2 separate regions of the Mus musculus genome follow, and region 1 is linked to region 2. A link is a loop called in an ENCODE intact Hi-C map of the cell type or tissue named here. Cell type or tissue: heart. All regions are shown on one strand.

Evidence for each region. Hi-C counts contacts between places; a loop is a spot of excess contacts. Peaks named below come from ENCODE experiments on the same cell type or tissue, not always from the same donor. Only the 100,000 strongest peaks of a DNase experiment are listed, where the experiment ranks them.
Region 1: it touches region 2 in a loop (2.9-fold over the local background); 16 of 42 quality-filtered maps call a loop at or near these places.

What each region holds. Positions count from the first base shown.
Region 1 is chr2:139,588,419-139,593,418 of GRCm38, reverse strand. Sptlc3 (serine palmitoyltransferase, long chain base subunit 3) reads right to left here. Exons shown (of 12, transcript NM_001356507.1): 8 at 3,708-3,927. Among named protein-coding and RNA genes, the nearest start is that of Ism1, 87 kb to the left of the region's middle. In heart, CTCF peaks have their summits at 1,927 (motif pointing left) and 3,293 (motif pointing right); no DNase peak of the experiment used is centred here.
Region 2 is chr2:139,972,341-139,977,340 of GRCm38, reverse strand. All of the region lies in intron 8 of Tasp1 (taspase, threonine aspartase 1), which reads left to right. Among named protein-coding and RNA genes, the nearest start is that of Tasp1, 92 kb to the left of the region's middle. In heart, no CTCF peak of the experiment used is centred here; no DNase peak of the experiment used is centred here.

The DNA of each region.
Region 1 (5,000 bases), 380 kb after region 2:
GAGAAGTGAGTCCTGGAGTGTATAGAGACCAGCTCCCTTTATGCTTAGCCTGTAGTGCTTCCCCCAATTTGCATACATTGCTGTTTTGGGGTTTAAAGGCTTTTATGTCTAATCTTAATTTAATCAATGAGTGTGTCCTCAGAAAGAAAGTAACTAAAGATATATGTATATTCTTAAAGTTCATAGTAGTAGGGTCTTAGCAGAGACCTGTACATTCTGACAGTTTGTTTAATGGGAAGCCAAGGAACTTTAGAGATTGAGGGAGGATGAACAGTCCCCTGATGCATTAATGACAAGAAACTGAACTCTTAGATCAAGCGTAGTAACATCTCAGTTGGGAAGCATTCAGCACAAAGATCAGACAAAGAAACAAAGCAAAGCCTCCTTTGATCGAAATGCCCCTAACTCTAATTTCCTTTCAAAAACTGAGGAATCCCATAGGTCAGTCATAAGCATCTTTAGTTTGAACACGACCGCATCAGCGTATAATCACTCCCTTGAACATGAAGAGTGTCTGTCCTACAATATAATTACTTTGGACTGAGTCCATTTTGTCCCAGGCTGGGTAAAGGGTGTTTTCCTTGTGTGGCTGAGGAAGTGGAGTTCTGTAGTAACTTCTGGAGAGTGTCAAGGAAAGTCTACTGATTTCTTCTATTTATCTCCTGACTGGGTACAAGTCGTGAATTAAGGGTTGACTTTGGTCCCTTGCAAGGTGTGTCTGTATTGTGTCTTTCTTTGGAATGAGTTAGAGGTTCTCCCAGGGACAGTTTTCCAAGTCCTTTTTTTTAAGTCCAAAACCTTGATTATTTTCTTTACCCATAGGCCTGGAGTTCAAGGGCAAGGGTGGGTTTTGGGGAGGGAATCAGACAGGAGGCTTTAGAATAAACATCGTGATGCTTAGTCCATGACCCCATTTACTTCAAAGGACTGTTAAGTGCAGGCAGGGCTGAGAATACCAGAACAGAAAGGCTTCTGTAAGAGAATTGCCTTTCCTTGCTTCTCAGGCTGTTGGAGCTAACTATCACCTTCCAAACCTAGCCTTGTTTCCCATTTCCCTCCTCTAGAATTACAACCCTGCCGTCTATCGGTCACAAGGACAATCTCTGCCTCACTTATTTGCCAATCCTCACGGAGGCTGGGAGAAGGCAGCAAGTGACAGCGGACATGTAAGAAGTTGCAGGACCCATGCTTACAGGAGAATAGAGGATGAGGAATGCTGCGTACATCCTCCCAGCAGCTAGAGAAATAACTGAAATTGAAAATGGTAAAAGAAAAGAACCCGACCCTATCAACTCCCGCCTTGTTCATAGACACTGATAGTCCTGACGTGAAGAGTGATTATCTGAATTTTCACCTGGACCTTCATGGAAGGATAGCCTCGGCAGTGAATTGTTTACTGTCCGTCAGCAGAGCTCAAATTGCAAAAGACAAAAGCCCCATAGGCTTTTGAGAAAATACTTTGTCTTGGAATTAATCCTGATCAGCCAAGGTGAGTTTGTTACTTAGTAACAACTAAGGGGGAAACCGGAGACTCCCCATCAAACCTCTGCTTACTGAAATCTTAGCACCAGCTATTTTTTCCCCCTTCACTTTTTTCCAAGATGTATTCATCTGGTCCATAATGTGCAAAACTTGGCTCCACCAAGAGTCCCAGGACATCCCAGGTGTAGTTTTTAGGAATGTTGTCACTGTATACCAAGATTAACAAGACATTTCAGAGCCAGGCATTTTTATCTTTTTCTAGAGTTTTGAACCCACTTGATTGTCTTCAGGATTCGTGCTCTCCATTCTCTTGCTCAGTTCCGTGTATTGAATTGTTGTCTGTTTCTCCAAGGTTTTATACGTTGGTGTTTTAGGGTAGTGTATCTCAGTATGGCTAATGAGCCCCTGCCAAACACGCTCTAATTCATGATGCCACCTGGTGGTTAATTGAGATACTGCAGTATAACACAGTTATACTGTTAGGTTAGGAGGAGGAAGTGGGTAGGAGTGTAGGAGTTCTGATTAATGTAATAATGATAATTTTTACAATTGCCCGATCTTTAACCCAAAGGATCAGAGGTCATGTAGACAAGAGTATTCCATTTTTGAAACCCTGCACCTGCCTTCAGAACAGAGAACAGGATCCCAGGGAATTGTCCTTCCTGCGGCTAGTCCTGGGCCTTTGTTTAAAGTAGGTATCAAATAAAGGCACTCTGAGGAGAAAAATGTGACATCTAACAAGTCTGACACCATTTCAAGGATCTGCTTGCTTTAGTTTATTCAGGTGCCTTTGGCTCAGGAAACAGAGTTACGCTCGGTTAAAAGTTTTGTGGCTCAGAACTGCTGCTAAAGTAATCAAAGCCCACAGCCTCACAAAGCAAGGTAATCCGGATCAGACAGCTCCTAAATTTGAGACCCTCTGATCCTGCTGATGTGACAGTTAAGAAGGAAATATTTAACCTCTCACTAGACTTTGCTGAAGCCTTTGAGGGCCTGGCATTCCCCGTGTTTCTGGCATTACCTAGCTCATCCCCACAGGAAAGCACAGGAAGGTGGAAGTACAAAGCTTTGGCCATGGGAGAAAGTAGCAGTTACAAGAGGGCAAAGAACACTTAGAACAGAATTTTAGGCGTCTGTATGTCTCATGGTAGGTGGATAAGACGCAATCTATTGTTTTAAACCACTGACTTTTAGTGATAGTATGCTTTCTGCTAGCATACCCCGATTTGTCTAACTGGTTGAGCAGTGGGCAGAATTTTTGTTTCTTCTGGTCAGTGGGTAAGGAACTAGAAATGTTAGATATCTTGTTAAGAGCACCTCCATGCACTAATTTGGGGCCTGAAATGCCCTACTAGTTGGAGCTACACCACAGTCTCTTTGGGACAGATGTGGGCTTGGAGAGACAACTGACATGATTTGGAAAAGGGACAGGACATACGCTCTCTCATCTCATCATGTCATCTGAACCAATTTTTTAAAATCATTTAGAGACTAGAGAAGATGGCTTATCTAACATCATAGAAAAGAGTTATTTCTCAGAAAAATAATCTTAAAAGTCCATTTTTTATGCTGCTGTCATTTAGGTGAAAACTTGTAAAATCCATGAGGCTAGCCTCTTGAATACCTGAACTTTCTCCACTGTTGCTGTTACAACACACGCACATGTGCACACACACGCACACTCCTAGTTCTTTAATTTTTGAATTTAAAAATTGTATGCATGTCTTGCCTGCATGTGTGTCTGCATGCTATATTTGTCCAGGTTCAGCTGAGGCTTCAGATCCCTGAGACTGGAGGTACAGATAGTAGTAGGCCTCCAGGGGGCGCTAGGAGTTGAGCCCTGACAGGCAATCAGTACTCTTAACTGCTGAGCCATCCTTCTCTCCACCCCACTCCCTCATAGTTCATGTAAGGTTCCTTATTACTTCTGTGGCTCAGTATATTCTATTGCTTCTTTCTGAAATTGACTCCCCCACCCCCGACTATTTGTCTACAAGGCTGAATGGTGGTTATTCTACAATACTTCCCAGACATAGTCCGGCGGAGCTAATCTCTCCCAGGTACTCTACACAGTTTGTTATGTGACGATTCTTTCCACACTTTTCTTTACTCTGTGCTGCACGTGAGCTGAACTGAAACAGACATGAACTTCAGGGGGGTCCTGATTTCTGCTTCCAGAAATCTGTATCCAGGGTCTCTCCTAACACAAGAGGTTCCGTTCTTACCTTTTTCCCGCCTATATATCCTCCTGAGCCCGAGAAGCTCTTGGTGAATGTACCCATGTATACGTCAATATCTTCAGGGTCCAGTCCAAATAACTCTCTGACGCCTCGTCCCGTGGGGCCTGTACAGCCAATACTGTGAGCTTCATCAATGTACAGGTAAGCCTTGTATTTCTTCTTTAGAGCCACTATCTGGGCAAGGTTCACAATGGAACCTTCCATGCTAGCACAAAAGAAAAAAGGCTTGGTAAGTAGTGAATAGTTTTCTGGAAAGCTCCGTTAGTGTCCTTCCAGCGCACCCTAGAAAGTCAGTGTCAGGCTGCTGACAAGGAGCAGTCACACCTCTCTTCACATAGCATGTTTTTTATTCAGCAAAGACAACATTTCAGTCTTGTAACATTTCTCTGGGTGTCTACTCTACTTGAATAAAAATACTTTATGTTTGATGGATTGAGTGGATTGGGTTGTCAACCTTGATTCTCAACTGAAAAATGAACTAGCCATATTGCTAATTTGTTTGTAAAGCTGGTTATTGCAGTTAGAGAAATGCTTTTAGGATAGCTTTAAGAAAAGTGCACCACCCCGAATCACCTTGATCTAGCTGCCTTTTTTTTTTTTTTCAGTTTGTTTAACCAGGTCTGCCAGATCTGAACTGCTAAAGATTAAAGTGGGGAATTGAAAACACACAGAGCTTCAGACACCATACTATTAATTAGTGCACAGTAAAACACCCTTTAGTTCCCCACTCACCACAACTCAGTCTATGTGAGGCACCTGCCGGCACCCTTTCTCCATATTTCTTCAGAGTGATAGAACGGAAGTTTATCAGGCTTTAAAATCGCCTGATAGTTTTATGGCACAGGTCTCTGGGTTCCTCCTACAGAGATCCCAGAGGTGCATGGGGGTGGGGGGGGGGAGGGGGATGGTGGGAGGGGAGGGTGGGAGGGAGGGGAATGGTTTACGGAAGCATCCAGGATGATCTCACACTAGTATCTGGGAACAACACTTTGGGGACATTTATCGCTACTAACCTATCCTTTGCTTTAGACCTATTTTATTATTTATTTTAGTTTTCTAAGTTTTACATTTCAGTTTTTTTTAAATAACCTTAAATTGACAGAATTTCTTGTAATAACAGCTTTAGATTTGTAGAATTACTGGATGAAAGATAAAGAGGATTCTTGTATCCTCAGTCTTACCAAGTTTCTCCTGACACTAATGTCACCTATGAGTGTGGGGGCACCTTTTCTTTCTTTCTTTCTTTTTTTTTTTTTTTTTTTTTTTTTTTTTTTTTTT
Region 2 (5,000 bases):
CATGTGCACTTGTACATGCATAATGCACATATCAAAATTGTAATTTACAAACTAGACCTTGAGTTGGATGTTGTGGTATGTACTTTTACTCCCAGAATTCTGGGATGCAGATGTAGGTAGATATCTGAATTCCAGGTCAGCCTGGTCTACAGAGTGAGTTCCAGGACAGCCAGGGCTATACCGAGAAAGCCTTTCTTGGGGGAAAAATTTTTTTTTAAATGTACATTGATGTTTTGCCTGCATGTATGTCAGTGTAAGGGTGACAGATCTTGTAGTTACAGACAGTTGTGAGCTGCTCTGTGGGTACTAGGAATTGAACCCTGGTCTTTGGGAGACCAGCAAACGCTCTTAACTTCTGAGCCTATTTCTGTAGCCCCTTTCTTGAAAATTTGATCATGAAAAGAAACAGTGAGTTTAATTTCAAAATGTAAACAAAAATTAATTTTAATAATATATTTTGTTACTGAATTAAAATATCTTTTGAAATATAATCAGTAGAAAAGTTAATAATGAGCTATAACTGTTGAGAGTTGGTAAGATGGCACAGTGGGTATAGGCACTTACTGCTGTTTGATCCCCAGGGCCCACATGGTATAAGGACAGAACAGACTTCTGAAAGTTGCATGCTGTGGCATTTGTGTATGTAAACACACAGATACACATAAATAAATAGACATATAAATGAATACATGTAATAAAATTTACTTTTGAAAATGTGAATTTGCATATTTAGTTATTAGAATCATTTTTGGCAGTGGCTGAAAATGTTTTAAAATTAAACTTAATTAAAATTGAATAAAATAAGAAACTCAGCTTCTCAGTGTTTGCCCATTCTTTGCTTCTCTTGCCCAGTGACCACAGAATGTCACATGGTACTGTATTGTCTCAGTCCTCTCGTACTTGCTTTTGATGGTGCAATGGAGTTTAAAAGCTACAGCGTTCTTCATGTTATGATGTTAGAGTTTACTAGCACACGCCTCTTGATTGATGTGTCGGGTCATATTCTATATGTACCTTATCTGTATCATGTAGTCCTTCTTTAGTGCCTTATGAGCTGGTTTATGCTTCTATCAAAGTTTTATGTGGATGCCATAAAGTACCAAATAAACCATCTTTCATAATAATAGGTATTTTCTCAGTATGTTTCCTCATAGGATAATTAATCAAACATTTTGGTTCAATTCTGCATATGTAGCTCATAATATGGGTTTTAGGAAGCAAATAAGCAAATTAGTATATAGGTTTTGATGAAAGCTTGTGTAGTCTGTACTGTTTTGTGAATGTGGGTGTGTACGTGTACATGTGAATGTGTGTGTGTTTCTGCATTCTTTATGATGCCTTGGTGAACAAATTTAGGAGTTTTTGCCCTTTAAAAATGTGAGTGTCTGGGTTTGCTTGTCTGCAAGCCTTGCATTCAGGAGTTTGATCAGATAGCTCACAGGCTGTAGAGTGACCTGTCTCAGAAACAGAGTGCCTAGAGTAGACAGTTTCATCAGTTTTCAGAACTGTGTGTACTCTTGCAGCCCAAGTCAGGTCAAGACACAGCATTCCTGGTCTTGTTGTCCTTCAGCTATTTACTGCCATTGATGCTTTATGTTGCTGACATATGGAATGTGCCTTTTCTATTGACTTGTTTTCAGAGAATATTTCTAGATGTCCCATCACTGGTTCTGTAAACAAAACAAAACAAAACACCTCTAAGTAGTATCCTAATGTACATAGACTATAATTTGTTTATATATTCTCCTGCTGAGATTGGCTGTCTCTGGGTGTTTACTCCCAGGAACAAAACTGCTGTGAAATTCTTACACAGTTCTGTGTTGCGGCTATCAGTTTAGAAAGTTATGCATACAAGTTATCACGGCCTTACCTATTCAGGTCACTAGTTTTTTTTTGTTTTTGTTTTTCTTTTTATTCAGAAAGTGATTGTAATAATAAGACTACATGGTGAACAAAATTCTCTAGTGAGACAGAGACTGGAAAATATATACCTGTAATTAAGATTATTATCATGTTTCAATATGTTTGTTGTGTTTTGTTAAGAAAAGAACATGATATGATATAGTAGCCGAGATATGAGAGTATGAAGATCGATTGCGTCCATTAAGATGATCAGGAAGACATACTTGAGCTAAAATGTGAAAGATGAGTGAGCTTTATAAGCAGTCAGCCGAAGAATATATCACCCAGAATGAACTGTGTGTTCAGAGGTCATTGTGGACGGTTGTCATGTGGGGTAGTGAAGAGAGCTAGTGTGCTTGAAGGCAAAATCTGCAGAGAGGATGGTGAGGAATGCAGCTGAAGGGCAAACGGGCTGGGTCCTTCTGGATGGAGTGCGTGTGGAAAGCATTTCGGCTTTGTTTCTAGAGCTACCTTTCAGTGTGCCATGCTCCCATACCTGCTTGCAGCTGAAAGTGTTGGTATCCTCCTTGGGTTCATTGCTTTTTATTATTAAGATCACACAATCTGTTGTTTCATGTTAAACCTTGGGATAATGAATTTAAAAGGAGAGTTGTTTATTTGAAGACTAAGGATTGTATGAATATTTAGTGCTCTATTGGAAAAGTAAATTAAAAAAACAGAACTGGCTTGTAAGGAAATGCTGTTGCATTATAATTATGGAAATGTAAGCTAGTGAAGTTGATGAAAACCATAAAAATCCATGTATACTTTATTTAGAATGTTTGTTAATATTTTTATTTTCTTGTTCTCTTTTATAAATTATGAAAGTCAAAATCATAGGTCATCTCATTGCTTATTAAGAGAAACTGTATGGAACATTGTCTGAGAACCTACATTCAATGGAAAGGCTTTGGTTCTATCAATAGGTCAGGCTAGGCACGTATCTCAGTGCTAGAGTCTCTGCCTAGCACACATAAGGCCCTGGGTTCAATCCCCAGCACCCTGAATAAAAGGATGAAAACCTTAGGGTGTTGTTGAGTTTTACAATACCGAGGCAGTTTTCTTATGAGAAAGTTGTTTTCTTTTGGGTTAGGGATTTTGTGTGTTCACAGGCCTCTGCTGTCACGCCTCTGACAAGGAAGGTACATCAAAGCATGGCCATTGTAAGGGAAGCCTGATCACCTCTCCGAGTCCTAGAAGGGAAAACAGAGAGAGTGGGCTAGGCTGTGCCTGTCCTTAAGTGTACTCTTCAGGGACCTAGTGTCTGGTGTTTTCCTCCCATGTTTTAAGAGTTCCACAATCTTCCCAGTAGTGCCCGACTGAGGTTAGCAACCAAGCCTGTTGACACCAAGGGACACTGTTAAACAAATGCATTTAAAACCATACTCCTTTGCTCTTCCTAGCGTATTTTCAACTTCTGAAAACTTGTACCAACCCTTCATCACTACTATTGGAAAGCTTGCTGTGAAGTATCGATTGTGAATTTGGTTATAGGAGCAAGTACATGTTCAAGAACAGTTGTTTTATAGACAGAGCAAGAGGGTGAGATATGTGATGAAATTATTGACATAAAAAGGGATATACATCCATATTTACACACTGAATAGTGAGACTGTGTGAGAGATTTGCACCTGAATCTCAAGCCAGTTCAAGATGTAGAAACTGGGAGAAAAGGGGCTGGTGAGGCAAAGGTACCCGGATGTACTTTCGTGTCAGAGAGAGAGAGGGGTGGGGAGGGAGGAGAAAGAGAGGACTACAGGAGGAACATTTATTTCAAAGAAAGTCTTTGCGGGGTCACATACTGCTGAAGAATGGCTGCTGGGTTTGGCACCTGGAGACTGTTGATCTGGGCAGACCATATTTGTGAGGTATAGATTGGTGATGGACATGTGTGGGTTGATGAGGTAGGGGTGGGGTGGGAAGCAGTGTCAGGCTAGCTTTTGAGAAGTTTTATCATTGAAGTGAGAGTGACAGTGAGGAAGAGTTGATGCCATTGCACCAAATTTCTGTGAATTAACTCAGTTTTGTGAACTTAGTTTCTAGCTGTAGGTTTCATAGATTTTAAGGTGTAATATTTTAAAGTGAGAAATACAGATTTTTAGGAATTATCTCTTCTTTGTGATTGTATTTCTTTTTTTCATCATTGCTTTTGTAGGTGACTTACGTGGTAGAAAAGGGAAAGATACCTGTTTAACTTATTATATTTAATATGAAAATAGTAGTAAATATTTGGCCCTGTTCTCTCTGGGTGGGCTTACTTAGATTTTCTTCTGTCTCTTATTGTATGTAAATATTTCATACTTGTGTTCTGAGACAAAAAGCAAAAGGTAACCTCGTCAGCACTAATTTTTATTATAGCTGAGTGAAGATAGTCTTTGAATGATGCCATTCGCTCCTTGGTCTGTTTCTGTATTCGGTTCATGCCATAGGAAAACTAAGTTATTCATGGCTGAGAAGACATTTACATTTAGAAAGCAGACACCATGCATCTAGACCATAGTCTAGATTTCATAAAGATCAATTTCAAACAATTAGTCCTGGATATGATTGGAAAGAACTCTTATTCTTAGAGTATTAAAAGAAGTTGGGGGTATTGTTTGATCTCAACAGTTTTGATGTTTCAGACTCCCCTTTCTCTTTCCTTTCCTCACAGCATATTGCCTAAATAGCTTCCATCCCCTTTTCTTTAGTAGCAGATTCTGCAGTTGAGTGTGCATGGTTATCCCCACTTCCTCTCACCACGTGCATAACGCACTGTAAGCTTTCAGTTGATTTTTGTTGGCTTGTAGGTCAGTGAGCGCTTACTCGGGTTAGCGCAGCAAATGCTCATCAGCCCTTGCCCGTTGTCTGAGTCTGTTGTCGTCTTCAGTTTCTAACAAACACATTTGGGGAAATAAGGTCTGCTTTTGTGCTTTCATACCATGTCGTGTGTTCAAAACCACTCGAAAGAGATGCTGCAACTTTTAATTTTGGTTCTTTAGCCACCACACAGGGACATTAAATTGGCCACATGTTTCAGAAAGGAAATGTTGGGACTTGCTTTGTGTGCTTCATATAAATATATTCTATTCTTTTGAAGTATATTGTGGGTAATGTTT